Linked DNA regions of Mus musculus: all the other regions are linked to region 5. Evidence: chromatin loops called from intact Hi-C (ENCODE). Cell type or tissue: gastrocnemius. All regions are shown on one strand.

What was found. Hi-C counts contacts between places; a loop is a spot of excess contacts. Peaks named below come from ENCODE experiments on the same cell type or tissue, not always from the same donor. Only the 100,000 strongest peaks of a DNase experiment are listed, where the experiment ranks them.
Region 1: it touches region 5 in a loop (2.9-fold over the local background); 4 of 42 quality-filtered maps call a loop at or near these places.
Region 2: it touches region 5 in a loop (4-fold over the local background); 15 of 42 quality-filtered maps call a loop at or near these places.
Region 3: a loop joins it to region 5, with 8 times the contacts of the local background. A loop is called at or near these places in 18 of 42 quality-filtered maps.
Region 4: a loop joins it to region 5, with 5 times the contacts of the local background. A loop is called at or near these places in 13 of 42 quality-filtered maps.

Annotation. Positions count from the first base shown.
Region 1 is chr12:15,797,344-15,802,343 of GRCm38, reverse strand. All of the region lies in intron 2 of Trib2 (tribbles pseudokinase 2), which reads left to right. Mir6387 (microRNA 6387) reads left to right here and starts at 1,243; the gene lies at 1,243-1,350. In gastrocnemius, no CTCF peak of the experiment used is centred here; DNase peaks (open chromatin) are centred at 919, 1,183, 1,547 and 1,928; H3K4me3 peaks cover 1,401 bases; H3K27ac peaks cover 4,517 bases.
Region 2 is chr12:16,531,445-16,536,444 of GRCm38, reverse strand. Lpin1 (lipin 1) reads left to right here. Exons shown (of 21, transcript NM_015763.4): 21 at 1-776. Among named protein-coding and RNA genes, the nearest start is that of Lpin1, 56 kb to the left of the region's middle. In gastrocnemius, a CTCF peak has its summit at 2,946 (motif pointing right); DNase peaks (open chromatin) are centred at 3,002 and 3,712; H3K4me3 peaks cover 463 bases; H3K27ac peaks cover 1,802 bases.
Region 3 is chr12:15,813,679-15,818,678 of GRCm38, reverse strand. Trib2 (tribbles pseudokinase 2) reads left to right here and starts at 1,894. Exons shown (of 3, transcript NM_144551.5): 1 at 1,894-3,448. The coding sequence starts at 3,179. It overlaps Gm5432 (a long non-coding RNA gene), which reads right to left and starts at 1,742. Exons shown (of 3, transcript XR_001780551.2): 1 at 1,582-1,742. In gastrocnemius, CTCF peaks have their summits at 1,625 and 2,562; DNase peaks (open chromatin) are centred at 2,692, 3,302, 3,719, 4,979 and 3 more places; H3K4me3 peaks cover 4,117 bases; H3K27ac peaks cover 4,579 bases.
Region 4 is chr12:16,506,869-16,511,868 of GRCm38, reverse strand. No RefSeq gene overlaps it. Among named protein-coding and RNA genes, the nearest start is that of Lpin1, 80 kb to the left of the region's middle. In gastrocnemius, CTCF peaks have their summits at 2,301 (motif pointing right) and 4,249; DNase peaks (open chromatin) are centred at 2,338 and 4,500; H3K4me3 peaks cover 360 bases; H3K27ac peaks cover 1,016 bases.
Region 5 is chr12:15,603,144-15,608,143 of GRCm38, reverse strand. It overlaps Gm40287 (a long non-coding RNA gene), which reads right to left and starts at 1,811. Exons shown (of 6, transcript XR_872503.1): 1 at 1,641-1,811. In gastrocnemius, a CTCF peak has its summit at 1,879 (motif pointing left); no DNase peak of the experiment used is centred here; H3K4me3 peaks cover 829 bases; H3K27ac peaks cover 2,196 bases.

The sequences.
Region 1 (5,000 bases), 190 kb before region 5:
CAGTTTTGACATTTATGGATGGTACCACCAATTAAGCAAAACCACAGGCAGTCCTGTTACTCCATGGGTGGCTTCTGTTTCTTTCACAGCACTGTATGATATGGACTTAGCATTTTAATTATATAATGAGTGACAGTTGGTGAAATGGATGTATCAATAGTCCCTCACACCCAAGAAGATGCATATTATAAGAAAAATCCCTGTCTGTGTTGAACAGATATAGAAGGCAGTGGATAGAAACATTTTCCAAATGTGCTTTTTCCAGTCCTTGTGGGGTTTTCTCTAGCCAATGGAAAAGTCCAATCTGTTTGAAGTTTCTCTGGGCTCCAGACATAGCTCTTAATTATTCTTTAAGAATCCTAGATATGAATGTTAGGGTTGGAGGAAGCGGGGCTTAGATCCTGAAATCATCTGTCCTCGCAAATGTTTATTAAGTATTTATTTTGTCTGCTTGCAGTGCTAGATGTTGGTGGGGCAAGCATCAGTAAAAGAAAGCCCAGAATGGGAAAGACAATGGGACGGGCAGTTCACTATTTCAGCAGCTGGAGTGTGGAACAAAGAGGCACCTGGGGATAGGGGGGTGGGGGTGGGGCAGAAGAGCTGTTGTGGGGTGGGGCTCATCTAGAGAACCAGTAATGAGAATGACAGGTGACTAGGGCCTTGGATACATTCCCTGATCTTGTTCTTGACCTGAAGCCCACAAATGGACTCTCTAGACCAATTGTTGGAACCATATTCGAATGGCGAGAAGTATACAAGGAAGACAACCAGGGATAGTGAGACTGGAAGCTATACTCTCTACATCTGAAACACGTCAATACTAAAACATGGCCAGACTTTTTGGTTCCCTGAACTTGTTGGTTAAGCCATCTGTAGGGATCCCTAGTTTTTGGGCTGCCTGCCAGGGGAAGCATCCTCTTCTGGCCCAGGGAATGCCCAAGGCTTAGAGAGGAGCTTTCAGGTAGATACCCAGCCTGAGCGGTACAATGTCAAAACCAAAGGGCATGCTCGCTCACAAGCACCGATCCTGGAGAAGCTTTTCCGAGACGTGAATCAATCCATTGCTCTGGGGTAGGACAGATCCTTCAGGAGCCACTTCTAAGTGCAGGAAGCAAGTGGTGAATGGGGAATCAGTGTGGCTTTGTGTTCCAGCTCGGGTTTCCCTGTCTGTTTCCATGGTGACAAGAGTCAGGAAGCCCTGAGGGCTGCAAGCTGTGGTTTCTGTGGAATCTTCCAAGCAGTAGAATGACACTCCAGGTGGAATGGCTTCCCTTGTGTATCCGGTGGCCTCAGTGAGTCAGAGGTGTGCCCACAATGCCGGAGGCTCCATTGCAGTGGGTGTGTTACTCAAGTGGCTTCCTCATCCTAGCCATGTCTTGACAGGTCCTTTACCTTTCTCAGCTGCTGGGGTCTTTCCAATTGTCTTGAGCATCCAATATGTGCAAACAACCAGTCCTGGGTTGTGTGCTGGTACAAGATACTGTGGCTTAGCTTCCCTGGCATTTGCCTTCCTTTTGACATCTGTCTTGCACCATGGAGGGTTTTCTTGACTGTGGGCCAGCTGCCATCCGTCGTGAGCTCTTCCAGACAGGAGAACCACTGATACTGGCCCTGGAGCAGAAGTGGCTCACAGTTGATTACTGGAAAAATCTGTACATACCTAAAACAAGATTAAATGAAGGACTGTTTTGTGCCATGTAGCAGCCTGACCAGGTCTGGTAGGGCTGCAGAGTTTGAGCCATGCTACCTACAGTGCTAGATGGTTCTTTCCTGGGCACCTTCTGTGACTCACTATAGTGGGGATTTTTCTTGCACAGTTGGCCTGATTATGGAGGGTACACTTTCAGGAACAGAGTAAGGCCAGCCTGGCAGTAGCCCATCTTTTCTTCTTGGCTCTTAGTCTGCCCTGGACCCTGAGGCTGACCTAGTCTGCAGCTCTGGATGATCTGCGCCCGGATTTCCTGTCCCTGTCAGGCCCACTTTGCTGAACTCCTGGCTGAGCTCCACTCTGTTCCACCCTGTCCTCTCTTCTTCCTGCCAGGAGCTCAGGGTGAGGCTTAAGGGTTTGAAAGCAAAACATGGTTTGTTGTTGGGGGCTGGTTTCTCTCTCTCTCTCCTTTTGTTCTTTCTTTTTGTTGTCATAGGTAGGACACTATAATAGAGGGTAAAAAAAAATTTTTTTTTGAATACCAGCTCTGCTTTTACTTGCCAGATAGCAAGTCTCCTCAGCTTTTGATAGCTTAGCCTTTTTCATCTAGAAAGTATATGGGTCTTTCCATCTCTACATCTCTATCTACACCATGTACTATATATGGCACTGAGTTAACTCATAGGATGGCTTTGTATGTCAATAAATCTGGGACAGGATAAATCTGAAACTGGAAGAGCCCTGTCTCCATCTACTTAGCACCATGTCTTTGCAAACATCTTCAGCACCTTTAGTTTTTGATCATGGTACCATGATGTACTGGGAGGGGACAGTGACACCCGAATCTTCCTGACATGAATTCAGGTGAGCTTCTGATTCAGTTAGCTTGGGTGTGCCTTGGGGTGTTTAATTCTCCCCACCTCTGTTTCCTTATTTGATAGGAATCATGCATAGCCTAAGCCCAGTCTTTCTTTTTTTTTTTTTATGAGACACAAAAAGGCAGGCTGTTGAATCCCAGCGTCTGGCGATTCTTGTCTGTGCTACATGGGTACTGCTGCTTTTCAGATCATCGCATTGTGATTGTAAGGGTGTCCTCTAGGAAGCATAACGGCCTGACAGCTGCAGAATGATTAGGAATATAGAAGCTAGAAAAGCCCTTTTCATAGTAGTTATTACATCATATTTCATGGGAGAGAAACAATTGAAAGAGCCTTGGGTTACTTTGCGAAATGGATTTGGTAGTTGGAGGATCTTTGGGGCCTGTGCTGGAGATGGGTGAGGGGACCTGGTTTTTGAGGGGGGATCTTGCTGCCCCACAGGCGCTGGGAGGGGAATAGAATTCTGCTAGTTCTGGCTTCCCTACTCGGCCCTGAGCTATGATGATACAGGCCTGGCACTAGGTTGCCTATCATTGAGTACACAGGTTACCCTCTTGTGAGCATCGTCTATCTGTGACGTCTAAAGCAACTCATCTTGTTACCTTCTCAAGCCAGAGACAGGCAGAAGTGGGCCCAGGGAGATCTAGCTTCCCTGGTCCAATGTGGTCTGTTCTAGGCTTCTGCCTTCCTTGGAGTTTATAGTTATTCAGTCCCCATTGTTCTTGTCTCCCCCTCCTATCACCATGTCACTTTCATAAATGTTTTCGTCATAAATCATCCCTGTCTCCTCCAACACAATAATGGATAGCCTGATTATCTGAGAGACAAGGCTGAGCTAACCCACATACTAGGCAAGAGCATCTCAAGCAAGGGTGAACAAGTACAGAAGTCCCAATGGAAAATGTGGGCACAGCATCTTCTCTGGTCCCATCTGCCCAGCCTTGCATTTATACTTGCTCCTCTGTCTGCACCGCTCAGCTCTGGGGTTGAGAGCAGGAATCTCAGTTGAACATTTGGATCTGTATAGTTACTACCATGCTATAGTCAGCTCTGTTACACTGGGCTCTTTGGGATATCCTGTCTTGAGTTACTTTAATCCTCAGCAAAACAGAGGGGATGGTTGTGGCCTTGCTTGTTATGGACACATCCCTAGTGCCTAATTTGGGAGTTCTATCAGAGTAAGTGCTCCTGAATGTCTTTTAAATGCCTGAATGATTAGTGGGCTATTTGAATCACCAGGTCCACAGATGCTCTTGTTGGTTTTTATGGAAATCAACTTCTTTGCCTGGGAAATTCATCACCCCCCAGACTGTTTAGGAGACTTCAGGAAAAGTCTATTCATTCATGTCTACTCTGAAATCTGTTTGCAAAGGTCACTTCCCTGAACTCAGTCCTGGAAAAAGAAGCAGAGACAGCTCCGTTCCTGAGAGGAGATAAAGGGTCAGGCTTGGAGGCACTGGGTAGCTCCTGTGGTTGCACAATAGGACCTCAGGCACTGGGGCTTGCAGCCCAAGTCTCCTGTCGCACTTCCCTCTGTCCCAGCACATGGAGAACATCCCGGAAGATCAGTGTTTAAAGATAGAATCCAGACCACTTGCCTCGACCCTTGTTAGGAGTGATATAAACAAGCCGAGGATGTTCCGGGGAGGAGCAAGGTCAGGGAGAGCCTCTGGGGCTGCATTTCTTTTCCACCCTGTCTCCAGGCTGCTCTTCCCCTCTCCTCTGTCCTGACTTGGATGCTGATGCTGTGGAAGGAAGTAGAAGCTGGCTGTACCGACCTGGATGGAGCCTTCTGAGTATCAGTGGCTGAACGGGCTCCATGGGATAACTGAGCACCCAGTCTGGATGTGACTGACTTGGCCTCTGTGCCTAGGGCTCCTGGTACATACACACACACACACACACACACACATACCATATACTCCACTTATGTCATAATGTAAAGAAAACAGATCCATAAACACATGGATTGCATTAGGCATGTAGATGACATTTGACATTTGTACTTAGTACTTTTTAAAGAACGAACTTGAGCTTGAAGCTGACTTCGGTATGTGCTTTGTTATCTGAGTTGCCCTGGTTCCTAGGACAGCTCACTGGCTTCAGCACATGATCCAGAGTCAGAGTGATCCAGCTGCTCCTCACTGCATCCTCAGACCTTGCCTGATGGAGCTCTGGAAACAGTGGTTCTCAACCTTCCTAGTGCTGCGACCCTTTAATGCAGTTCCTCCTGTTGTGGTGACCCCCAACCATAAAATTATCTTCACTGCTACTTCATAACTGTAACTTTGCTACTGTTATGAATTGTAATGTAACTATTTGGAAGGATAACGGTTTGCCAATGGGGTTTCGACTCACAGGTTGAGAATGGCTAAAGGGAAGGAGGTTGAAGTCCCCTGTAGATTGGCCAGGAGCAGCCCAGCCTCAGTTATAGGCTAGTGGTTTTAGTAACCTTATTCTGTTGCGTTAAGCAT
Region 2 (5,000 bases), 930 kb before region 5:
TCTATGATCTCTGTGAAAATCTTCAGGAGCCCTGTCCAGGCAGTGATGTGGACGTCTACTGTTAGGCTCCCTGTGAGATCCAAATGAGAGCTGCACCCCGGTTCTCTCAAGTTGCTTATTTGCATCTGCACTTAAACCCAGAGGCCCCAAGGTCACGTGTTAGGATACTATATGGGTACCATACATTTCAAAGTTGCTCATGGAAATGAGCGACTTGCTCCATAGTAACATGTCCTCAAATGGCGATCCCACATGATGAAGGAGAACCCACCTGGCGCATCTGAGACAGGCTTCTGTCGTCAGATACTTTCCTTTTGGATTTCAGGTTCGGATCACTACTTCAGAATATTTTACTTACAACGTTGGCTGTGTGTTTGCAAATGCCGGTGCGATGATTAAAAAAAAAATCAATATAATATTTCACTGTGTTGTGCTTGATGCAGAGCTAGAAATTTCTGTAATAAACAAGATGGATGAAAGACTTCTGAAAATCAGGCATATGAACTTTAAATTATTTTTATAAGTTCTTAAGGTGCTCTTATTTTTTTCTGGTTTCTTATATACAATACTTAGTTATTTACTTGAAGGGGGAAAAAACCCTTAGTGTGGGCTAGGGAAATGGCTCAGGCAGTAAGAGTACTTGCCATGCAAGCAAGCACATCCAAGTTCTATCCCCATTATCCATGAATGAGGCCTAATGACAGTGTGCATTGTTATACCAGTGCCCGGGAGATGAGGATGGGTGGATCCGTGGTGCTGGCTAGACAGACAGCCCAGTAGAATCCACAAGCCCCAGGTCCCAGTGTGAGACCCTTGTCTCAGGACTGAGCCTGAGGAGGAACAACACTGGAGGCCCTGGTTCCTACATGTATGGGCATATAAGTCATGCACATCCATTCGACGGTCTGTACACAAATGGACTGGGAACACACATAAAAAGACTCCTTATGGCTATGAACTCTTCACTATGGGAGTAAAGACCTTTGCTGTTATTTGAGTTCATACAGGTATCATACCAACCCCGTTTACTCCTGAGAGATATGAATGCGTCCTTTCCACTAAAGAGATTGCATGTGGTCCTTGCACAACCCACATTGGATCATCAAGTTGAGAGACCTGTTTGAGATACCATGGCTCCTCTCTGGCCTGGAAGGAGTGTTGAGGAGCCAGGAGGCAGAGAAGAAGGTTCAGTACATAGTGTTTCACAGGTCCTGTTTGCCATGTTTGAGGTGTCTTCACCTCATAGACCCTGTCCCCCTCTTTTGGATATTTGTCCTTAGTTTTTCATTTTGAAGGAGTCCATCAAAGCCCTTGACTAGTTTGAGCTGAGGTTGGTCATATCCTATTAACACTGTACTAGCAATGGCCGGAGGCTTCCTGCGGATTGCTGTGTTGGCCTTGGTGATTATGGAGGGCATGGAAGAGTATCATCCTTAAATGCTAATGGCACTTCTGGGTAAAAACTGAAGAGTCCAAATTCTAACAGGTCCCCGGGTGTCTGTAGATTCAACATGTTACAGACAGAAGAAACCCTCGGACAGCTCCACAGATCTATGCTACCTGACTGCAGTGTCTGAGGCTCTCTTATCTGAAATAAAAACCAGGATAAACTTGTCTATAGGCCACTCATTCATCTGTGTTCTCTTTATCCTTTGACACCAGACCTCCATGGTGGTACCCAAGGCTCTCCTGTGTCCCCGCAGTTCATACCCCCATGCAGACAGAATGAGTTTTTGGATGCCTAGACTTTCCCAGAGACGAGCTTTGTTCACCTGGGAATTTGAAGGGCTTGGTCTGGTTTCAAAGAGTAACACATTCCCATTTTGCATCAGAAGCCAAAAACTATTTGGGTGTGTGTGGGGGGGACTGGTCTTAACCATCAGCTCTGAGACAGCTTTCGTGACCCCTGTGCGGTCGGTCCTGGAATGGAATTGTCATAGAGGAAAGTTAAAGAGGCCCAGTTTTGAAACAGGTTCTGGGACTTAACTCTCTTCAGGAGGCCTTTGGTCCCAACATCAGAGCTGAGACTCCATTCGACCATCTTTGTCTATCTGTGTTTTCTATCATGGTTCTGGAGTGTGAACAGCACTGTGCCCATTCCCTTGAAATACGAGAGGTGACGGGTCTCCGGGGTTTTCCCCTTTTTTAAAAAAAATTTATTTTTATTAGATGTTTTCTTTATTTACATTTCAAATGCTATCCCGAAAGTTCCCTATACCCTCCCCGCCCTGCTCCCCTACCTACCCACTCCCAAGGAGCTGAAGGGGTCTGCAACTCTATAGGTGGAACAACAATATGAACTAACCAGTACCCCAGAGCTCGTGTCTCTAGCTGCATATGTAGCAGAAGATGGTCTAGTCGGCCGTCACTGGGAAGAGAGGCCCCAGGGTCTTGCAAACTTTATATGCCCCAGTACAGGGGAACACCAGGGGTTTTCCCTTTTCAAGTCAGCTTGTAAAATGATTCCATTTCTGATTTGTGAGTTGCAAGGATTATAGGTGACCACCACATCTGAATTTTTTGTGGGTTCTGGGGATTTCAATGCTGGGCCCCTCACTTGTTTGGCAAGTGCTTTATCCACTGAGCTATCTTCGCAGCATCAGTGTCTCCGACAGACTCATGAGGATAGCCTGAAACACTATAGTCAAGGATGACTTTGAATTAGATCATTACTGCCACCCCACCCCCACCCCCAGTGCTGGGATTGCACGCATGTGCCACAATGAGTGTCTTTTATTTGGTACTGGGAATTGAACCAGGGCTTCATGCATGCTAGGCAAGTCCATGCTCTACACCCCAGGATAGACTTTACATTTGTAACCTCTCTTTTTATCCTGTAGCACCAAAGAGGATAATTGCTATCACTTGTGGTACAGCCAGGCTTGGTCCCCAAAGGGAAGCAGAGTCTGACCAGAGAAGCTGATCCTGGAAGTCAGTGAAAGCCGGTGGCCACAGGGGGGCACAGTTGGTTCTTGTTTGACCGAATAGCCTTTCAAAACAGCCTCTGCTTTGACAAAGGCCTTTCCCTGTGGTCCCAGGCTTGGAGACCAGCCAGGTTGTGGGTTGGATTTGTGTGGAGGCAGGGGAGTTTCTTCAGGGGACTGTTTCAGTGCGGATGTCCCTTGGATGAGCTCAATCCGAGGCCCAAATCTTTAAGTGAGCTTTGGAGGCCAGTCTGTTGAGATTTAAAATCTGTTCTTTGTGGCCCTGGAGGTTCTGGGAGTTTGTCCTGGGAGTTTGTTAAAAATAAAATTGTTTAGGACCTTATCCTAGACCTACCGACCCTAGCAGTGGGTGTGGGCCTCCGAGAATAGTTTAATAAGTCCTATGGGGTTCGGATGCACTCACATGTTGTGGACCATTGCAGCCCAGGCCCGGGCTCACGTCTGTCATCTGGCCAGCTCAGGAATGCTGTAATGCTATCAGCCTAGGACTCACATCAGCTCCACCCCACTTGCTCAAACCGGGAGAAGCTGCTACAAAGACCACCTCACCTCTTTGTATTAAAGGATCTTGGAGACCGAGCCACAGGTGCTTGCTTAAGTCACAAGGTGTCCTTCTGACCCTGTGGAAGCATCCAGTCAGATCTGCCTTCCTGGGGAATCTCAGATGGGAGCCACAGGCCTGGGAGACAGCAGGTCTGGCAGCCTGGGCAGAGTGAGAACGCAGGGAACAGGGTAGAGGTGGATGTGCCCAGATTTCTAATGGTCTCGTCCTCCCCGAAATGTTTGGGAGCCTCGAGGAGCCTGTCCCGATGCCAGCTATCTGTTCATTGGTGCAGGAAGTCCATTCAGCCTGCATTACTTTTAATGCATTTTGCAAGCAAGTGGCCTCTTCCTGTGACTCACTCCGCCTTTTGTGCACCGGAGGTTGTGGTTGGAAGTTTCACTTCGGAAAGTAACCACCAGTGCCTCCGATTTCTCCCGAGGCTGGAACCCCAACAAGTCACATGCATTTTGTAACAAAGAAGTGTAAATGGAGGTGCAGCCAGTCACGTTTCTGCTCTGTAAAAACATCCTTTTCTGAGATGGTCTGCAGAGCCAAGCTGAGAAGAAATGGGTTATATTTTCATTTCAGGACTTTGTGCTTTCTTTCCAGAATGTTCTTTGTCATCTTGATCCATTTTTCAGGATTATCTAAAAACAAAAAACAAACAAAAAAACAACAAAAAAAACCCCCCAAATCAAACCAACCCCCCAGCATTAGCTGATTGGGTGATCCATCCCTTAGCTGACTGAAAGTGACTCAGATCTGGACTGAAGTTTGGGTTCTGTCTACCAGGCAGCATGGAAATAATGATGGTAATAGGATTGGTTGAATAACAACGTGTATTTCATCAGGCTCTTCCCCAGTGGCCAATTCACGGGCTCTCTATACATTTATTTCTTCGGATAAGCCAGCAAAGGCTAAGCGGGCAAATTCTACAGGGCAGTTTTCTCAAGTTTAAAGACTCATCTTCAAAATGTTGTGGAGCTGAACCAAGTTATCACCACCCCTGTTAGTTGTAAAGCGATTTATGTGTATGAGTATTTTGACTGCTTGTATGTAAGTACCATGAGTGTGCCTGGTGCCTGTGGATGCCAGGAGAGGGGACTGGATGCCCCTGGAACTGGAGTCACGTGTGATTTTGAGTGATCCAATGTGACTGCTGGGAATCAAGCTTAGGTCCTCTGAAGCGTGTATGTGTACACACACACACACACACACACACACACACACACACACACACACACACATATATATATGTATATGCAGCCCAAAATGTTACTGTTATTTTGAGCTGTAACATGCTATGTGACTGAGGACAGCCTTGACTTTTGGATCTTCCTGCTTGCCACCACCTCCATTACAGGCATACAGCAGTGCTGGAAATTGAACTAAGGGCCTCACTCATGGTAGCCAACTACTCTAGCCAGCCAACGTGTTTTTCTGCTTTAATTCTTTTTGTGCACAACCCTAGTCTCTTCAGCATTAGTAAAGCCCAAATGCACTTAGAACTA
Region 3 (5,000 bases), 210 kb before region 5:
ATGACAGTAATTTTGCTTTTGTTATGCATAGAATGTAAATATCTGATATGTGACCCCTGTGAAAAGGTTGTTCACCGCAAAGGGGTCACAACTCACAGGCTGAGAAACACTATCATAATTCTTCATATATTTCCTAGAACTGCAACTGCAGTTCTAGGGGTCACATGAGGTACGCAGGGCTGTCATTTAACAGACGAAAACTAGAGATCCTGGGAAGAAAAAGAAGCAAAAACAAAAACCAAACCAAACCAAAAAAGCCCATGCGAATTCAGTTTCCTTCTGAATCTGAAAACTGATGCTGAACACAAGTTTCTCAAACTTCTACAAGAAAGTTTGGTGACAGTCACCCAACAGAGGCCCCAGGGAACCTTTCTCAATGGATCCTCTGTAGAGATTGTTTGTCTAGGACCTGTTCTTGAACTGGGCAGAGACTGCATGGCACACTACTCTGTAGTCATGGTGACTTCCTCAAGCTGTGGTCCCCTTAAGGGACAGTTTAGGGATCAGAGTCTGAGTTTAAGGCAGATGAGTGGGGAGAAGGATGGGAGATCTATGAGAAGACATGGGGCATTTTAGTTTCTTCTCAAGATCTGTCCTCTAGGGTGGCTAGCTGAACAAGCAAGGTCCATTCACTACTCTGAAACAACCCTCAGGGAACTCCTGATCATTAGAGCCACTATTGTCCCGGTTAAGTATAATTATAACTAGTTCTCTATTTCTGTTCAAAAGTGGTAGTGCAGAATATTGTTACAGAGTGACCTCCCTCATAGAAAGAGGTGCCTTATGCGGGTAAAAACTCAAGAGTAAGCCCAGCAGTCTTGCCCCAGACCTTGGTTGCTTCTTTCTCTTTCTGTTTTCCCCTGCTACATTGCTACTCTTACCAGGATGCATTAGGTAAAGTCAAGAGGCTTAAGCTGTGGTCTGAACTTTCCCCAGGTCTGTTCAAGCCAATGGTCCAGAACCTTCCCAGGAAGTTAAGAATAAGCAAGGGTCAAAGTGCAGCCTTCCGTTGAACCCGGTATTGAATGTGTTCTTGGCCTAAATACTGAGATGCCGGGGCTGGAGAAGCCTGACTCCTTGGCTAGGAGCCAACATCCTTTGCTGGAAGTGTGGGTGCAAAGGTGTGTGTTCCTGAGCTCTCCCCAAAGACCTTGTCCTGAAGTCAAAAGACTCTGAAAGGATCCCCAATCCTATAACTGGTAAGTGGGGGAGGGGTGGTGACACTAACTACAAGCTCACAATGGACTTCTGTTGAAATGATAAGCAACCGGAGAGAAAGAATAAAACTAATTCTAGAGACTGTGGGCTGCAAGAATCCTTCATTTTTTTTAAAACCCGCGGGGAACTGCTTGTTCAGGTTAACATAGCAGCAGAGGGGTGCCCGGTACCCAGAAGATGCGAGGCTTTCTGCGGAAAATCCCGGGGAAGAGGATCTAAGTCTCAAAGTTGACCTGAGCCTGCCGGTGTTGCGTGGCGACGGTGGCAGATACACAGTCCAGCATCCCTGTCGCTGCAGCGCGAACAGCAGGCCAGGGGAGCCCAGAGCCCTTGGACTGCGGAAGGATATAAAGCACTGTTTACCTCGCGCCTGGCCGAGCCATCCGGGGGCGAGGCTGGCGCCCCCAGTGGGGGCACTGCAGGAGTGGCGGCAGCAGCCCTGGCCGCCGGCGGGCGCAGGGGAGCCGCGCGCGCACTGGCAGCGGCGCCGCTGATTGATGGGCTCCGGGCTCAATGACAGGGGCCGGGGCGTGGGTAGGGCGGGGCCGGCGAAGAGGGCGGGGGCTCTGTGGAAATGTGTCGGTGACATTGAATGGGGAGACCGAGCGCGAGCAAGCGAGGCGCGCGCGCACACATACGCGCACACACAGCCGGGCTCGCTCCGAGATCCCCGGCCACGTAAGTAACTATTAATACCGCCTCGCCCGGGGATGCGGGCGTGCTTGAGCGCCGGGATTGGCCTAGGGCGCCGTGGCCATCCCCTTTAATTTTTAAATACACGGTCCTCTCCTACTTCTGGGTGGCAAGAAAAAAAAAATAATAAGAAAAGAAGACAAGCCGTCGATTTTTATTTTTCCTGCAGAGCAAACCCCGCCGTGCAATTTGGTCGCAAGGCATCGGGAGACAAGAGTGGTTTGCAAATTGTTTCAAGGCTCAAGACCCAGTTGTGCAGCGGAAAAGGAACGCCGCGGGTTGACGGAGTCCGGGGAGCATCTGCTGGCAGCTCCTGCAGGACCCCCGGAAAGCTCCTGCTGCTGGTACCCCCCAGGTCACCGCCCGCACTTCTTGCTTCATCGGAGGAGGATCTGGGACGTGAGCAGCGACAGCAAGAGCTAGTGCTGACCGCGCGGGCTCTGCCTTGGGCTTTGTCGCGGTACCTGTGCCTGCCCTACTCCGCGCACTCCCTACTCAGCTTTTGCAATCTTTTGTTGCCACTGCTGACCGCCCCAAGTTAAAAGCGCCTTTGCAATTTTTTTTTTCTGTCTTTTTTTTTTTTTCTTGAGAGAGACAGCTCTGCGATTTTTTGGAAAAGCCTCAGACGCCATCTACAGTTAAGACTTAGGTAACTGCCCTCTCTAGCACCCCCCTTACACGCCCCCCACCCTTTCCACCAAAAAGAGGGGGGTGCAGCGCGGATTCTGGCTGCCGCGCGGCGTGAGCCGGTAGACCCGAGCTTATTTCCTTTTTCTTTTTGTTTGGTTTCTAACGCGTGGAGGGCGAGCCGGCGCCGCGCGCTCCCTGAAGACTGCACAAACTCCACGCAGGGCTTCTCCGCCCGGTCTGCGGATCCTCAGCTGGGGATCGCTCAGAAGCCCGGCGCTGCAGCTCCTCACCCCAGAGGCACGCTCACTCGTCCAGATCCACGCTGCGAACAGAGACCCACTGAGTCCAGCGTGCGGTTCTGCACCGCGCTGGCAGCTTCTGGGTAACAAAAGGACCCGAGTTGTCCGCAGAGCGAGCACCCCCGGGAGCGGGGCTCGCAGCCGGGGACCAGCCCTGCAGCGCCCATCTGGGGGCTAGTTCTTAACTCTTCCTCCACGGAGCCCCAGACGGGTCCCCTCCCTTCTTGATCCTTTTAAGTCGGTAGCACCGAGGCGCCTGCACCGGCGCGGCTCATCCATCTCTCCAGAGGGGTTTTTTGGTTTGTTTGTTTGTTTTGTCGTGTGCGATCCTCACACTCATGAACATACACAGGTCTACCCCTATCACAATAGCGAGATATGGGAGATCGCGGAACAAAACCCAGGATTTCGAAGAGCTGTCGTCTATAAGGTCCGCTGAGCCCAGCCAGAGTTTCAGCCCGAACCTTGGCTCTCCGAGCCCGCCCGAGACTCCGAACTTGTCGCATTGCGTTTCTTGCATCGGGAAATACTTACTGTTGGAGCCTCTGGAGGGAGACCACGTTTTCCGCGCTGTGCATCTGCACAGCGGAGAGGAGCTGGTTTGCAAGGTAACCAGCCCAGCTTTGCTTTTGCGTTTTGTTTTTTTGCTTAAAAAAAATTAAAATTTTTTTTTTAAAAAATTAAAAAAAAATCATCCTGGGTCTTTTGCCAGGGGCCGGGGACGGTGCGGGAGGTCGGAAAGCTCTCAAGTCCAGGGGCGAAAGACTCCCGGGATCATTATGCGTGGCCTCGTTAAGAGGGTTTATTTGTGTGTCTGTCCACGTTCGACTAGTTGCGAAGTTTTCAGACCGTTTCAGACAATGAGGCGGGCTGCAGCGGGGGCGTTTTGGGGAGATCCGGGAAGGGAGGGCGGCGAATCTGAACTGGGGCACGGACACGCGTGCCCCTTAGGAGGCTCGTAGAGCTCGGGTGCACCGGGCTGATTCCCCTTGCCTGGGCATTTCTCTCTCTGAGTCGATTCCCCTCCCCTCGCTGCAAGGACTAGGGAATCCCCGGTTGGTTTTCAAACGCTGCTCCTCTGGTTTCTTTTGTAGCCATTGTTCTTAGCAGCCTGCAGGTGTTAAACCTTTGTTCCAAAGGTGGCCTTTTAAAAGAGACACAAAAAGTGTCCCCTCTGGCTGAGACCAAGGCTCTAGCCGGGGAAAAGAGGAGTTTTAAAGCTCTTTCTTCGGCTTGAAGCCTGGAAAGGAAGGTTGGGGTGGAAATTCGCCCCTTGCGCACCTTTGGGTGAACAACGAATCCTTTGGTTCTTTTTGTCTAGGTTTCTTCGCGTCTTCAGACTCCCTGACTGCACACCCCCATTGCTACTCCCCTGCACCCACAAGGCCACCTTTGCCTGTTTAGAGACTGCCCTTTAGAGCCCCCTGGGCTAGTACTAAGAAGGACACTTCAATTTCCTTTTTGTCTTTGACCCTGAACAGTAACTGGTTTGTGTCTCTATGTGTCAGTGTGTCTTTGTGTGTGCTAACCGAGTACCAGACAAGAGGACCAAGGAAGGATAATAACAAAGTATTTGACTACAGTCAGTTTCCTACTGCAGTGGAGAACAGGACTTCCCCAGATGTAGATCAAGAATACATTACCACTTAAATTTAGGTTCTTCTTATTTATTTATTTATTTATTTATTTATTTATTTATTGAGGTGGAAGTGCGACTGTGCTGCCTTTAAAATGGGTAATGTGCACAGCTGTGCTACAAATACTGTATTACACTTTTCCTCAATTAATCACTGGCTGCTTTGTGAAATCACCTTCTTTCGTGCTGACTTGGAGCGCTTCCTTGCAAAAACCGGGTGGGTGAAGATCTCAGAAGGCAGTTCTGAGATTATTTATTTCCGATTTTTAGAGGAAACCAGAGACTCTTTAAATGCTGCTGTTTGCATGTACTAAGTGTTGGGGGTTTTTGCATCTTCTCCAAGTTACTGTAATCAAGAGCAACTATGCCCAGCTAAAGCATTAAATTTAGTAGGCAACTCAGAGCCTGATTGGAGCCCCACACACTGCACAATAGGACAGTCATCCTTTGAAATGAATGAATTCCACTGAGCTGTCATTCTCCTATGAAATATGCACCATCATCGGCAGAGAGCCCCTCCCCCT
Region 4 (5,000 bases), 900 kb before region 5:
AGGCATGAATTCCTTCCTCTGTACCTGGCTCAGCTCTAATCAGAAAGTGGTTGGTTACCCCCATAACTTTCATGCCACTATTGTGCCAGTGGGTATGGCTTGCCTGGCAGGTTGGTCTTGCAGCCTTCAGGGTTCACTTCTGAGTGGTAGATCAATGGCTTTTCCCTCTCAGTTTGTATGTCATTGTTTTGTTTGCTCATTTGTTTGTTTTTGTCTGTTTTCAAGTTACCTGTGGCCAGATGATTTTATTCATTTTTGTTTCTGCTGGAACTCCCTTGCCTAGGACAGAAGACCTGATACCCAGCAGCCACACACACCCTGATCCTTTTTTTTTACTGGATCAGAAATTGAAGAATACAGGTGCAAACACCTCTACCATAGCTGGGATTTTGCTCTGTAGAAGGGAGTTCCTGTATGTGTCTGGGTTGTGTTTTCTATTGGAAATCATGCATCGGGAGTCTCCTGTTTCTCTGTATCCACAGGATGAAGTGTCTTTGGGCTCATAACATGAGGTATTTCTGAGACAGCCAGGATAGAGCTGGCCCAGAGAGCAGGACAAGCAATTGCTAGGCTGAAACTTGGTCTAACAGGTGGCACAATAGGGTCTTGCCTTTATGCCTTTTCGGAGGTCTATTAAAATAAGTAGCACACTTACTGTCAACCTTAACTGCCTGGGGAACTGCCTTTTGGTCCAGATACGGGCAGTTCTGTCCCCTGTTCCCTGTGATGTGCCTAGGATAAGACAGGCAGTGTCTTGTGGTCTGCAGGGCACACAGTATGAGTGATTAGTGAGCAAATAACATATACACATGCAGCCTTCTTCTCTGCTATGTCCGTTTGAATACATGAAGGAACCCACAAATCCTAAAGCAGAGTTAATGTCATTCATCGGCATGACTACAAGTTGGAAAGAAGTCATTTAGAGTGCAAGAAGAGGGTCAGCCTATCTTCTTGGCCTCCTGCCCTCATGAAGCAGTGCAGGGGGCAGGCTCATTGCACTACAAGGCTGGAGAGAGCCCTGATGCTCACTGGCAAGCAGCATGTTCTTGGGCCACTGGTTTTCCCTCTTGGAGCTTCTCTCTTTCTCTGTCAGAAAAGGATGCAAATGTTTGCCCAGGAGCAGCTAAAGCCACAGGTGTGTTGTTGCTGACGCTTGGCAATGTTTGGTGTCTTCTTCCCTTCCTGGAGGGGCCATTGCAATGGAAGTCTTGGAGTCTTAGGACAGAGGTGAAAATCTCAGGTCAGTAGTTATTTCCATTGTAGTTTGACAACCTGAAATTACTCAGGAAGAGGGATTAATGAGAAAACTTATTGAGATCAATTACTGGGGTACTTGGACTGTGGTCATATCTTTGGGAATTGTCTTGATTGCTAATTGAGGTGGGCAGGTGTCTTAGACACTGTCCTATTGCTGTGAAAAGACACCATGACCAAGGCAGTGGCCGTGGTTTTGGCTGTGTGCAGAAGGACCAACATGATGGAAGGCACTGGGTGAAGGGAGGCGGGTGGGGAGGAGATTGGCTGGAGGGGTTGGTACAGCCAAACAGAGGCAAGGTAGGCTCAAATATCACAGGACTTTTGAGACAATGAGGGTCTTGCTCCCAGCCAGGAGACAATGAAGCAGCTGGAATAAAGTATTACACTCTCAATGCTCCTTCACAGCTTTAGTGGTGGTCTGTTACCTGTCACCTCAGACTGGTTCAAGGGTCTTTGAAGTGTGAAACCAGCTTAGCCAGCTTGATTTGTTCTTTCTCCTTTCTTTAACTTGTCTAGGATAGCCGAGTGCAGGGCAGGGGTCAGAAAGGAGTGAAATCAGCCCTGAACTTTGAAATGTTTGTCATGCTGTAGATGAAAAAGGCACAGGGGTGGCTATGCCCCGGGCATCCTGAGAGCCGCCTGCTGCTGCAGCTACTGTTCACATCTCTGCATTCACTTTTGCCTCTTTTGCTGGATTCTTACAGCTGTATGACAAAAGAACCAGTTACTCAAGCCACATTCAACCACTCACAAGGCAAGCGATGTTGCAGGAAGACTTTCAGCTACTGAATTTAGGATAAGGAGTGGTACTCTTAGCGGCAATCAGTGTGCACATTCTTGCTCTTGGCAGACTAACTATGGCCTTTGAACCCTGGATTCTCATTGTAGAATAATTGCTATGTGTCGGGAGACCACGCTCAGGGGAGGCAGAGCTGGCTCCCTACAGTGAGAAAGGCTCTGTTTCCCTTTGCATACATACCCACTTCTAAGAAACAGCCTTCTTCAAAAGGTATGAGTGGTTCTTTTGATTACCAGTAGATGGCGCCCAACACCCCCGTGGGAACTAAGGTCGTGGCTTCCTGTGTCTCTCCACTCCCCCGCCCCCGCGGCCTCGCCCCCATTCAGCCCCATCTTCTCCTTCTTGGGAGGGGCCTGTCCTTTCAGGTCCCAGGCAGAAAGTCACATAAAACAATTTGTGTCAGTCAGCAGATTCCTTGAAGATCGAACTGAATGATGAATGCAGGGTTGGAGGGCTCTTTTGACCTCTTTTTCTCTCTCTTTGTTTCCTGTGAATGCCTCATGGGCTGCCTACTGGCTTTGCACAGAGGACTCCTGGACTCCTTTGTGACTTTAGACCTTTCCCAAATGTTTCCCGACTGCTTCTCCTCCAGGTTCTTTCTAGCCAAGGAAAGACATTCAGAGAACACACCCTCAGCCATGCATACTCTCTACAAGCGCTCTCTCCCCCAGCTCCAAGCCCGAAGAACTCCTGGCCTTTCGGACAGAAACCTACTTTTTGTCTGTGGCCTCTACTGAGGATCTGTCTGCTCTGATTTTCAAGTAAAGAAAGCTTTGCCCAGCAGGGAAATGGGTCTTGACTTCAGACCCGATTTTCCCAAGGGCCAAGCAAGTCTCTTGGAAAGGCCAGTATCACCATGCCTTTTCTCTTTCTGACCACAGATGGACTGTCATAATATTTTTAACTTTGCTGGCTCTTTACTTCCCACTTTTGTTTTGCAGGTATCCTGTGCTGGTCCCAATGGGACACTCTGACCTATTGACTCAGTATTCAGTATCAGGACTGTAGTTGGTATTTAAAAAATAGGGCAGATGTTCCAAAAATGTGTTAGCCATGGCATAAGAAAGTATCTTTAAGACTTAGAGACAGATTAGCCAGTAAAGTGCTTGTCTTATAAGCACAAGGAACTATATTTTACCCCCAGAACTCATGGGAAAAGAAGCAGGGCTTGGTGGCTCTTGCTTCTAATACCAGCATTGGGGTGGCAGAAAAAGGTTCTGTCTCACTGGGGTTCATTGTCTAACTAGTCTAACCTACTTGGCAAGTTCCAGTGAACTACCCTGTCTCAAAACAAAACAAAACAAAACAAAACAAAACACAACAAAACCCCCAAACAACTAAACAACCAAAAAATCCCCAAAACAAACAAGGGGAGAGAGTATCTGAGAAATGATACCCGAGGTTGCACATGTAAATGCACATGCACACGCAATGCACACATGTGTGCCTGTGTACAAATAAACACACATCACAGCCATACATAAGAAAGTGACATTTCCTTCCACCCATCCCCCATCCTCTATGCCAGACAATAGGACTTCTCTTAGTATATACACAGAAACATGCAAAAATGGACTTTGTCCTCCAGGAGCCTCTGGCCAAAGGTGGAGTAGGGGGGTAAGAAAACAGACACAGAAATTCCCAGGTGAGACACACTGTAGATCTATGAAGCCTGGAGCTAAAAGGTGACATAAGAGTGGCCTGCTCCTTGTCATTCAGCAACCATATTGGGCTTTCCTGATCCCTAAAGTGTTAAGTCTCACGGTTCTGGAAGTCTTGGTTTCTAGAGGGCACTTGTAACCATCAGGTAATGTGAGTCCATCAACCCCGAGGGTTGCAGCTCCTTCCAGGTTGTACTGGGTTCCTTGTGAAGAGCCATTCCAGGAGTGGCTGTCCTGGGAGGAGTTATGGGCCCTGCTCCTCAGGAAGAAAGACAAGCTATACTGCTTCATGATGCTTCCCAATGGAGAGTGGGGTAGAAAGAGGTTTGTCATTGAGGTGGCCCTCTGGGCATCCCTGACACTCAGTTTTAAGTAAATGGGTAAGTTCCACAGCGGTAGCTAATAAGGATGCAACGAGCCCTGCTTGTCAGGTGCAGGGTCTTGGTCTCCCAAGTGCTTCAGCCTGGGAAGAACAGGGCCAGCTCTCCTGACTGCTGCAGGTAGTGAGGGGCCGTCATGGAGTGTCACCCTTGCACACACACCACCTCGTGGCAGACAGATGAGTGGCAGGGCCAGCTTTTCCACGCTCCCCCCCCCCCTCAGGCTGGCTCACCTGCGCCCCCACTGCTAGGGTCAGCTCTTCTGTGCTGTCCAGGTGGAGTGAGTATATATGTCTATAGAGGTGAGTATATTGTGCACATAGATGCCATTGGGGTTTTCCGCTGCTCCTCTCTGCTTGACTTCTCGAGACATCGTTGCTCACTGAACTATGAGTCTTATTACTTCCCCTAGACTGGCTGACCAGTGAGCCCCGGGGATCCTCCTGCCTCCGCGGTGCCTTTGGAGTTCCTTTGGAGTTCCTGTCTCCACACTTGCAGTCAGGCACTTCACTGACTGAGACGTCTCCCAGCGCCGGCTTGTTAATTTATTTGTAGACATATGGTGCTTTGTGTTTTTCCAGGGCTGAGTCTGCTTTATCATTATTATTTTTTGGTCTGTAACTTCCCCTGCTCTCATGCTTAGAATGTCAGTCTCAATCCATCTCTCAAAAAAAATGTCAACTAGAGAGGCTTTGCCGCTTAGCAGAGGGGAAGGGAAGGGCTGCCTGTCTTTGGAACCACAACTGACAGGTGGAGCTGATTTTTCTGTGTGATGATTTTCCCTCTAGCTGAGCAGGGCAAACTGCCTCCAGGGCCCCTATTAGCTGACATGGGGCTGAACAGCAAAGGCCTCGTGTTGTGTAGCTGTGAAGCCAGCAAGAAATGACACAGCATTCACACCTG
Region 5 (5,000 bases):
TAGAGAATACACTTTAACCAGGAGAATCATCAGAAAAATACTTCTGCTACATGAAACCAAAGGGAGCAGCAATAGTTATTTTGTAAAACTAAGCAGGAAGTTCTGTTAGGCAAAGGATCTGCTTGGAAGGTGCGTTTACTATCAGGCCACTGTAACAACCTGTCCTTCACTACTCTTAAATTTGGCCTGTCTGTCTGTCTGTCTGTCTGTCTGTCTGTCTATCTGTCCGTCCATCCATTTTTGTTTTCCTTTTATTGAGAGCCTCTGGAATAAAAGACATTAAAACTTTCTCATCTTCGTATCAATGTAGGAACGCTTAACTCTGCTTGGAATTCCTGCTTGGCCAGTCTGTAGGAGGCCTTACTTATAAGAGTTCAACGTACAAAACAGAGCAAGCCCAGAATACATGATGGTAAAGAGGTGGTCTGGCATCTGCCAGCCAGTATCTAAGCAGTTCCTCATCAGAACTGGTTCTTTTGTCCTTGAAGTCTCAGGATGCTATTTGGCACTTTCCCATCGCCGCCTTGTATGCTCACAATATCCTATGTTTCAGAATGATGATAGCATCCATTCCCAGAGCTATTTTTACTCAGGTATGTTTTTGTCTCCTCTTCCTTGAAGTGGTCTGGCCATGTGAAGTGAGTCCTTATTTTAAACAAAATAGAATGGTTCTTTCTAAACTAAGATTTTCTCATCTGTAATGTACAGCTCTTAAAGCTTCTTGCCCATGCAGTAGATGCTAAGGAATGTTGCTTCCTCTGTCATCTACTCTGTTTTCCTTCCCCAGAAGAGCACAGCACTGGAGGCCAGAGAGTACCAGGTCCTCTGGGATGGGATGTGTGCTGACCCATGGGTCCCCTGCCTGGTGCTACAGCGGGGGAGGTAGAGTTCTCATATCTCCAAGTATGCATCCTTTCATGGGAAGATAGACATTGTAACTTGTGCATTCTGCATTCCAGTTCATGAGTTGTTCTCAGCAGCTATTCTGGGGAAGGGGAAAGAAAATCTCACAACACTTTCCCTAGAGAAGAGATGCCAATGTCAACTGTTAGAAAATGTCATTAAAGCAAATGAGAAACGGGTTGAGGACATTTTTATGAGCCTAGAATACTGAGCTTGGAGGTTTTATGGAGACCACAGGAAGTCAGAGAGACAATCACACTCATAACCTTTTTTTAGAGTCTGGCAGTGATCAATCTTTGTGCTCAACAAGAGTGTGCTTTGGAAAAGGGAAGTTATCATTGGGGACCACATAGACTTTTTCACAGAGCTGTGGACTCAGTAGAGAAAGAGTTTTCCAAGACGAGTTACTGTGGGCTCATTAACCAAATCCTTTCAGAATTGCAGCAAAAGCCCTCCTTCATGATCTCAGCACACACCAGGAACTAATCTTTGGAGAATGCTCTCTGCTGAAATCAAAGTGTTTGTCATGTGACACAGATAATCTCTGCCTATCAGTTTTCTTCTTTCTTCGTATGACAAAATGAAACTCAGAAAGTCCAATGCTTTGTCCTCATTCAGAAATAACAAGAGGTGGAATCTGGATTGAACTCATTAGTCTCTCCTTAATCATACTCCCTCCCCAGCCAGCCCTAGAGAGGCAGACAAATGGCAAAAGTGGGAAATAAAACTATACTTACGGAATTGTCCCGAAGTGAAATTCCAAGGGTTTATTCTTAGGGTCGCAAGGTCAGCATGGATACTTTCCTTTATAAACCAGGAGTTGCTCTGAATATATTCATGCACAGGGAGATAAATTCATTTCTAACGCTTTGTTTTCTGGCTTTAGAGTCTTGCAGATGTGTTTTCCCTAGAGCCTTGGAAGATGATGCAGAATATTCCTGAAATGCTTTGCTCTCCTATTTACACTGACATCTCGTGGTAGCATTCTGTGACTGCAGTCTTCATTGTCTCAGCTGTCAACCTTTGCATTCCATCATCAATTGTTTAATGCATTAATTGAACTAGAAGTATTAATAAATACTTGATAGGTACCAGGAATTGTGTAGAGCATCAGGCAATGTTAAAACCTGATCATAGAAAAACTGTAAGAAAAACCAAATAGGAAATTATTCTAGGAACTCAACATTGATAAATATAAGACCTATAATCTAGTCTGCATGCCCCATGGGTAATTCTGTAGATTCATTAATAATTGTACCATTTGGGGGAATTTACTGTCTTTTCATTGACTGTAACTTGCAAGGATCATCACACAGATTTTAGATTTGAAACAACCAAAACGAAATCATCTCATTTAGAAACACAAGAATAAGGCTAGGGTTTTGAACTTTAATTTTCACCAAATATCAAAGTCATAAGCTTACCTCATGTGATCAGGCAACACTGAAAGATTCATTCAAATGATTGGGTGCGGTTCAAATGGTTCCTGAAGAATAATTGAATCTACTCCTAAAGAAATGGCTCTGCTGTTAAGTGTGTTTGCTGCTCTTGCAGTTAACCTAACCTGTATATTCTTGGTCCAGGGAATCTGATGCCTTCTTCTGTCCTTAATGGACACCTGCACGCAGGTGCGTATGCCCACACATCAACATACACACATACACACATGCAAAAGTAAATCTTTAAAAGCAACAAAACTCTATACCATGCTATTTAGGCCATAAAAGAAAGGAATTATCAGATCTCCTGTGTGGGTGACATCTCCTGTGTGGTGACATCCTCTTCATCTTACTTTAATGCACCAACCTAAAAGCCCGCTATGTTTGTGCATGTGTTTTAACTCATTTTCTTCTACAAATCCCTAAATACATGAATACATAAATAAAAAGAAGCTCATGGTATGTGTACCGTTTTGTAACTTGCTTATTTTGTCAAACTTGCTAGTTTTCTTGCTGTATTGCAACTTATTTGGACCATATTTGCAGTATCCAAGCAACACTCACAGTTACATGTGTGAAAAAGAACACCAGGCAGGCTGGGCTAGTGTTGCTGTTTAGGATTCCACAGGAAGGCAAAGCCCTGCACTCACCAGGACCCTGTGTAGAAACGGCCCCAAGCTCATTCACATGAGCCAAGATTTAGATTGCCATCGGACTCAGGACCCTTTTCCTGTGGAATGCTTTTCAGGGACAGCTTTTAGGTTTTGAGGCTGTTTGGAGGCCTCTCTTAGGAATCCATTTGTCTGAGAGATCAGGATCCATGGCTCATTCCCCGATGTTCTCTTCTGCTGTTATCTAGGGACATATCTCAGCATTTGAGGACTCTTGTCACTACATTAGACCTTTAAAGCCCACACAACTAATTGACCTTAGTTACATCTTTAAAACCCCTTTGACATCCATGGAGATGGCAGCAGGGGGCACTAGTCATGGGCTTCTGTAGAATTCTGTAGGAACTAGCACTCTTTTGGGGCTGCAGGCTTAGCTCTGTTTGCAGAGTTTTTACTTAGTACACCTTAAGTCCAGGTTTCCATCTCCATTACCACATAGATCAAGCATAGCTACCTAGTGCTGTGGTCCCAGAGCTCTGAAGATGGTAGAGACAGGAGGATCAGAAATTCAATAGTATTTTCAGTTACTTAGAAAGTTTAAGGCCGCGCCAGGGATACTTTAGATGATGTCTCTAGCAAACAACCCAAGGGCTATCATCCTCTCAACACGTGCGTGGAAAGAGTCTACTCTGAGCTCCATAGCCACAGCAGTCACTCACCATCCATGGAGCTGATATGCTAATACTGGAGGAAGGCAAGTGTCTTCTATGTCATGTTATTAAGCATGCCTGGTGTCTTTAGGCTTGTCGGTCATCTGCTCCTGTTCTGACATACAAGACTTCAAACATGTCCTCAGCGACTGAACATGTCCTGGTCCTCTCCTATCTTTCTGATCCATTTCACTTGAGACCCCACCTGCCAACTTCGTTCATCAGCTGGGCCATTGAGAATGCATCCGGCTTTACCTTCCTGTATTTCTCCACTCAAATCTCTTTACTATTTCACTCCAGCTTCCCATGGTAACCTAACACCTGCCTCAACATTAAGAGTCACGTCTGGCATCATCTAGACTCTCCTCTCATAAGCACAGGGAGAGCAAGCTAATGACATCTGCCTGTCTCCTTATGCAGTCACTATTGCCAGTTCCAAGGATGCTCCTGTGCTCTGGTGATGTGTTTAAAAAGATACACGTTTTTCTGACAGCTTGGCATAGGTGAATTCACAGTTCCTATTGAGCAAGAATCATAGAACAATCTAACACATCTGTGCTTTCATGTGCTCTAAATCCTATTTAACTCACGCCCTTGCTTTTATCTGTATACACTTCCCTCCTTTAGTTTCCCCTTTCTTGTCTTCCACTTTGATGGGAGCCCTCAAGCCAATTGGTTCTTTGCTGTAGAGGATAGATGATACTTCCTTTCAGGATAGTTTTCATACTAGTTAATCGCAGCACAGGATGGGAAATTTTTTTCTCCTATTGCTAATTTTAGCATCTCAAAACTAAAAACAGTAGGACTTCTTTTACTTTTCTAACTGAAAAGAGTATCTTTGCTACTGTTTTCATATGCACGAATTCTTCCTGGAGACCAGGGGCTATAGTTCCTGGGAGAAAAGAAGGAATTTTCATTGAAAGTGTTCTGCCTGGCTCTGCAGACCTCTCTGAAATTAACTTCACATGTTATCCAGGCCACTCTATGTTGCCACGGAAACCGACATGTCAGCTCAGCAAAAAATAAGAAACAGATAAGTAAGAAACCGCAGATGCTACAACCTTTTTTTCAATTTCTCTTTTGTCTTTGTACAGGTGTGTGTGTGTGTGTGTGTGTGTGTGTGTGTGTGTGTGTGTGTGTGTACGTGATATGTTTATAGGCATAGGAGTGTGCTTCCTTTTCAAGTATAAGCCTGAATGAGAGCTGATTGTCAAAAAACCACATTGGTATGTGTGTGTGTGTGTGTGTGTGTGTGTGTGTGTGTGTGTGTGTGTGTATGTGTGAGATTTTTCCTGGGACCCCTCTATCCTGCATCCTGTCTTCACAACTCTTGAAAC